Linked DNA regions of Homo sapiens: region 1 is linked to region 2. A link is an interaction called in ENCODE POLR2A ChIA-PET data of the cell type or tissue named here. Cell type or tissue: Panc1. All regions are shown on one strand. Each heading gives the region's core, and the rest is flanking DNA. Links, peaks and the distances in the headings are about the cores only.

Evidence for each region. ChIA-PET counts read pairs that join two places held together with the same protein. Peaks named below come from ENCODE experiments on the same cell type or tissue, not always from the same donor. Only the 100,000 strongest peaks of a DNase experiment are listed, where the experiment ranks them.
Region 1: POLR2A ChIA-PET joins it to region 2 with 13 read pairs; 3 of 35 experiments call an interaction of 5 or more read pairs at or near these places.

The regions. Positions count from the first base shown.
Region 1 is chr2:113,829,081-113,832,206 of GRCh38, forward strand. It overlaps ACTR3-AS1 (ACTR3 antisense RNA 1), which reads right to left. Exons shown (of 5, transcript NR_110174.1): 4 at 2,450-2,505; 5 at 2,103-2,348. Among named protein-coding and RNA genes, the nearest start is that of ACTR3, 59 kb to the right of the region's middle. RefSeq lists an enhancer at 1,696-2,895. In Panc1, for the core only: no CTCF peak of the experiment used is centred there; no DNase peak of the experiment used is centred there; H3K27ac peaks cover 352 bases.
Region 2 is chr2:113,947,190-113,950,315 of GRCh38, forward strand. The region is part of intron 8 of ACTR3 (actin related protein 3); the gene reads left to right. Among named protein-coding and RNA genes, the nearest start is that of LINC01191, 31 kb to the right of the region's middle. In Panc1, for the core only: no CTCF peak of the experiment used is centred there; no DNase peak of the experiment used is centred there.

The sequences.
Region 1 (3,126 bases), core at 422-2,921, 120 kb before region 2:
AGCTTCCAATCATGGCAGAAGGTAAAGGGGTGCAGGAGTGTCACATGGCAAGACAGAGAGGGAGCAAGAGAGGAAGGGGAGGTGCCAGGCTCTTTTAAACAACCAGCTCTCACAGAAACTACCAGAATGAGAGCTCACTCATTACCACGGGGTGGGTACCAAACCATTCATAAGGAATCAGCCCCTATAATTCAAACATCTTCCACCAGACCCCACCTCCAACACTGGGGATCACATTTCAATATGAGATTTGGAGAGGACAGGCATCCAAACTACATCACTATGCAACATAACATACTCATAGGCTCTGGGGACTTATGGATTCTTTTTTATTCATAGCTCCATTTTTCATACTGTCTTATCATTGCGTTGTGTCAAACTCTTCTAGGACTAACATTTCCAAATCTTGTGATATTCTTGTACGTAATACATGTTGTGCAATAAAAGTATATCTGGCCTGAAAGCAATAGTGATGATTTTTATTTTATTATTCATAAGTTATATAAGAAACACAGAACTCAAACTTTCAAGTGATATACTAAATATGTGGTAGAAAATAAATATCCATAGGACATTTTCCCCAGTCTTCCTAACAGTGACAAGATAGCAGCTGGAAGATTATGAGAAAGCAATAAATATTAAACACCAATGGAAACAGTGGCTGCCTAAAGGCACCCAGAGCACACGGTCGATCTTTACTAATGATTCTTCCCCAGACCTAAAGTTCTCTATTGGCACTACCCCTATAAAGCTTTAATGAGCTCTATTCCACTCCGATCTGGGAAGGGAGAAGTAAGAAAGGGAAGCAGAAATGTAGGTGTCATAAATATGAACAAAGACCCTGGAGTATGAGAAGGCAGCCTCAGCCACCCACCCAACCATCTCTAGTGCAAGAGGCCAATTCACACAGGGGCCACAGCCCAGGCTGCCAGGCTGACCTGTGCTAAAAGAGGCGTTCCCTGAAGGCTGCTGAATGGTCCCAGCTGGCCACAGCCTGAAACACTTCTTAATCTATCTGTCTCTAAGTAGAAAAGTCAAATAAAGTCATTAACATCTCTGCAATCTCTACAAGATTGATCGGCAGATTAGCAGAGGATCCAAGAGAATGGGACCCCAGCCTAGCAAAGAAGCAGGCAAAGTTCCCCAAAGGTATGTTGTAGGTAACCCTAGGCAGGGTAAAGGAACTGTGCACCAAAAGCATTTAAATAACTTCCTGGAACCCCCCACATCCTCATTTGCAGATACATAAAATTGGCATTAATGACCTATCACATGAAAATTGCTTCTACTTTCTGAATATGAATTAAGCATCAGACCTGGCACTAGGTACATGATAAGTATTATCACTAGTTCACTGGGTTCCTTTCAGCACCTACAATGAACAGAGAGGGCCAATTGCGGTGGCTCACGCCTGTAATCCCAGCACTTTGGGAGGGCAAGGCAGGCTGATCACCTGAGGTCAGGAGTTCAAGACCAGCCTGGCCAACATGGTGAAACCCTGTCTCTACTAAAAATACAAAAAATTAGCCAGGCATGGTGGTGGGCGCCTGTAGTCCCAGCTACTTGGGAGGCTGAGGCATGAGAATCGCTTGAACCCGGGGGGTAGAGGTTGCAGTGAGCTGAGATAGCGCCACTGCATTGCAGCCTGGGCGACAAAGTGAGACTCTGTCTCAATAACAACAACGACAACAAAACACACACACACACACACACACACACACACACACACACACACAGAGGGATCTGAAGCCAGAGAAGTTCAGTTACTTACCTAAGGGCACACAGCTGATACATTTCAGGGCTGGGATTCAAATTCAAGACTTCTGACTCCAGAGCCCTACCGTTCAACCAGGAAGTACCTTATACAGTCTTTTCCACAGATGGTTTCTTCCTCAGTGGGGGAGTGATTCAAATCATCAGCTCATCTTGTCCTACGACAAGTGGCTTTTTCTAGGTTTATTTGGGACAAATGCATAAACTAAAAGCTATGCAAGAATATCAGCAAGGGAAATAATGAATGAGAGCTAGGTATATTGCTCCATTCTGGATCTCCAGAAAGGGTTAACTTTTGGCAATTTAGCTGAAATGTGGGAGAACAGATGTGTAATACTTTATATCAACAAATACTTATTTAGTGACATCGCCAGAAACAAAGATGGCTTCTGGTATTTCACACCTAGCCTTCGGGAAGGCCTGTTAGACTTGATTTTCCTCTCTGCCTTGGAGAGACACGAAGTTGCTAAGCTACCATGGGGAAGGCAACTTCTGCTGTAATTGCTTTCCCAGTTTTGGTGCTGCCCTAGAATCTTTGGTTCTCCACGTTTGCTGAGTCATCTTCACACTGGCACCTAGAACAATGACAACGAACTGTAAAAGCATGTCACTGGGTACGTCATGACCATCCACCAAAGTCTAATTAGCTGGTGCTTTCACATGGGAGAGTACTTACTGTCTATAGCCACTGTGTTCTTGTAAAAACAGGCTAGAATTACTCCCTCGCTCTTTCTGAAAGAAACAGGGAGAGGGTTAGGGTTATTGTGTTGAAAGAGAACAGGACAATTACGGCCACAAAATCAAATCACAAGCAAAACCTCGTTGATACAACTCTATTTGGGGTTTTTTGTTTGCTTTTTAAACTTTTTATTTTAAATATTATTATGTAGTGGTTTTGAGTTTTTAAATTTAATTAATTAATTAATTTATTTATTTTGAGACAGGGTCTCACTCTGTTGCCCAGGCTGGAGTGCAATGGCATGATCTTGGCTCACTGCAACCTTCGCCTCCCAGGTTCAACCAATTCTCCGGCCTCAGCCTCCCCTGCAGCTGGGATTACAGGCATCTGCCACCATGCCCGGCTAATTTTTTGTATTTTTAATTGAGACAGAGTTTCACCATGTTGGCCAGGCTGGTCTTGAACCCCTGACCTCAAGTGATCCGCCCGCCTCGGCCTCTGAAGGTGCTGGCATTACAGGCGTGAGCCACCGCACCCAGCAGATCACCATGATAAGGATACAGAACAATTCCATCACTCCCTAAAAACTCCCTCCTGTTCTCCCTTCATACTCACCTGGCCCTAGCTTCCGAAAACCACTAACCTGTTCTTTCTTCCTATAGTTTTGTCTTTGA
Region 2 (3,126 bases), core at 388-2,887:
CTCCAAGTTGGGGACAGGAATTAGAAAATTGCAGAAGATCCTGAGCAAATGTCCTGCATGAATAGGATCATGACCACACGATGGATAATAGCATGGGATATAGGAGATGAGCATTTGAATGGAATATGCTTGACAAATGAGCTTAGCTGATGCCTTGGCTTTCTTAAAAACCTTGAAGTAGGCTGGTTGTGGTGGCTCACACCTGTAATCCCAGCACTTTGGGAAGCCAAGGTGGGCGAATCACTCAAGCCCAGGAGTTTAAGACCAGCTTGGGCAACATGGGAAGAGCCCGTCTCTACCAAAAAAATACAAAAAATTAGCCAGGCATGTGGCGTGTGCCTGTAGTTCCAGCTACTTGGGAGGCTGAGGTGAGAGTATTGCTTGAGCCCAGGAGGTCCAGGCTGCAACGAGCTGGCATTGCACCATTGTACTCCAGTGTGAGCAACAGAGCAAGACCCTGTCTCATAAATAAATAACCCAAAGCTTTAGATATGTAAATAAAATGTGTTTCATATTGCTTAGGAAAGGTATAGTTGGCTGGATGAAAATGTGTCTTGCTGCTAATGTTTCATATATCATTTTTTCTATTAATTTGAATAACCTTTATTGTTTCATACACCAATTTTTCTTTATTTTTTAACTTTAAAACATTTTCTGTTGTCTATAGCTTTATGTTCCTTATAAGTAATTTCTTCTATGAGAAACCTGTTTCTCTTTTTAAAAAACCTGTTTTGTTTTCTTTTTTTTAAAGGCTGTTTTTAAAAATCAGTTATATATATGCACATGGTTTAAAAGTCTTGGTCTGCGTATCCTAACAAAAACTAGGGGTGCCCTGCATGTTTCTTTCTCTTGTTTTGTATTTCTAGAGGTAACCACTTCAAACTCTTCTTAGTTGCTTCTTTTGCTGATTACCTCCTTAGCTATGAATTGCTTGGTTATATTGCAACTTCAAATTTTTTTTCAGTGTTAGGCTTTTCTTGTTTTCTTTTGGAAACAGGGTCTTGCTCTGTCACCCAGTGCAGTGGCTGAGTCATGGCTCGCTGCAGTCTCCCCAGGCTCAGGTGATCCTCTCACCTCAGACTCCCAAGTAGCTGGGACTACAGGTATGTGCCACCACTTCCAGCTAATTTTTGTATTTTTCGTAGAAACAGGGTTTTGCCATGTTGCCCAGGCTGGTCTTGAACTCCTGGGCTCGAGCAATTCACCCATCTTGCCCTCCCAAAGCGCTGGGATTATAGGAATGAGCCACTGTGCCCAGCCCTGTGTTAGGCGTTGTCTGTCGAATTCCAACTATGGAAGAGGAAGATTGTCTTTTTTATCCTTCTTCTGTCATCACAGACAGGACCTTTCTATTCCCTTTTCATCTCATTTGTTACATTATAATTTCAAGTAGGTTGAAATTCAGTGCTTATGTTTTTGTGACCACAAATTTTGTTCATATCTGAGCCATGTAGTTAACCATGAAATCTTTTCCCTTCCTATAAGTAACTTTGTTTTCCAAGAAGTCATTAATAAACTGTTTGCTTAGTGCTAAAATAATTACCATTCATTCACCTCCAAACTCTCTTCAGTAGTTATATAAATCTCTTCTCAGGATATTCAGATGTATAGGGTTTATTCATCAGTTTAATTTTCTGAAGTGTCTTTTACATCCCAATCTGAACTTGCTTCTGTCGGTTCCCAGTATAGAGTTGCCATATTCCTTTACTATCATTCTAGGGATTCCCTTTCCCTCTCTCTTGTGTTGGATCTCTTTTTCGTATATCCTATGTCTTTTTCACTCCATTTACATGATCTAAATGAAAAGATTTTGTATTAGTATGTGTCACTTTGATAACATTAAATCTCTTTTCATTGTATGCGCAGCCTGTAAATAATTTAGAACTAATCTTAAAAACTGGAAAAAGGCAGGGCGTGGTGGCTCACACCTATAATCCCAGCACTTTGGGAGGCTGAGGCAGGCGGATCACCTGAGGTCAGGAGTTCGAGATCAGCCTGGCCAACATGGTGAAACCCCGTCTCTACTAAAAACACAAAAATTAGCCGGGCGTGGTGGCGGACGCTTGTAATCCCAGCTACTCGGGAGGCTGAGGTAGGAGAATTGCTTGAACCCAGGAGGCAGAGGTTGCAGTGAGCCAAGATTGCGCCACTGCACTCCAGCCTGGGTGTCAGATCGAGACTCGGTCTCAAAAAAAAAAAAAAAAGAAAAAAAAAAAGAAAAAATTGACACATGCCTAATAATTATCAATACAGTTATAGACTCAGTTTAATAAATAAAGGAATAATGTCTCTCAACTAGGACAACCTAATGATAAAAATGAATGGCTGAGGAGATATACAATACTTGTTTGTTTTTCACTAATTAGAGCTAGATTTTGATTATTTATTTAGAGACAGAGTCTCTCTCTGTCACCCAGGCTGGAGTGCAGTGGTGTGATCATAACTCAGTGTAACCTCGAATTCCTAGGGTCAAGCAATCCTTTTTCCTCAGCCCTCTCAAGTAGCTGGAACTACAGGTGTGTGCCACCATGCCTAGCTAGTTTTTAAATTTTTTGTAGAGACAGGGTCTCGCTATGTTGCCCAGGCTGGTGTCAAACTCTGGGTCTCAAGCAATGGTCCTGCCTTGGCCTCCCAAAGCACTGGGATTATAGGTGTGAGTCACCATGCCCAGCTTCAAGTTGTTTTTTGTTTTTGTTTAAGTTAGTTTTTTAAAAAGTATGTTTTTCTTGAGTGCCAGCTGTTTGGAAATAGTAAGTTTATTTTGACTATGGTATATCATCGTTTGAATATATAGCTGATGTTTGTTATTCAAAGTAGATGTGCCAAAAAGTTCTTGAGAGCGCTGAATTAGTGAACACTGAGCTAGCTATTGCTCCTAGGGGAAATACAGTATTAGGTTTCTTTGAGCCTCTGGTAACATTTTTGTTATCCCATTAACATATACCCTTGTTTCATGTGTGTTTCTTTTTAAAGGCACTGCATTTAGTATATCATTTTAGTATATTCATTTATATTCAATAGCACTAGAACACATGTCTGAACAAAGCTATCTAACTTGCTTTTTCTCTGTAAGACACATCACAGCCTCCTTGTGTTTACTAGCCAGCACTTGAGCAGTATGCTTGG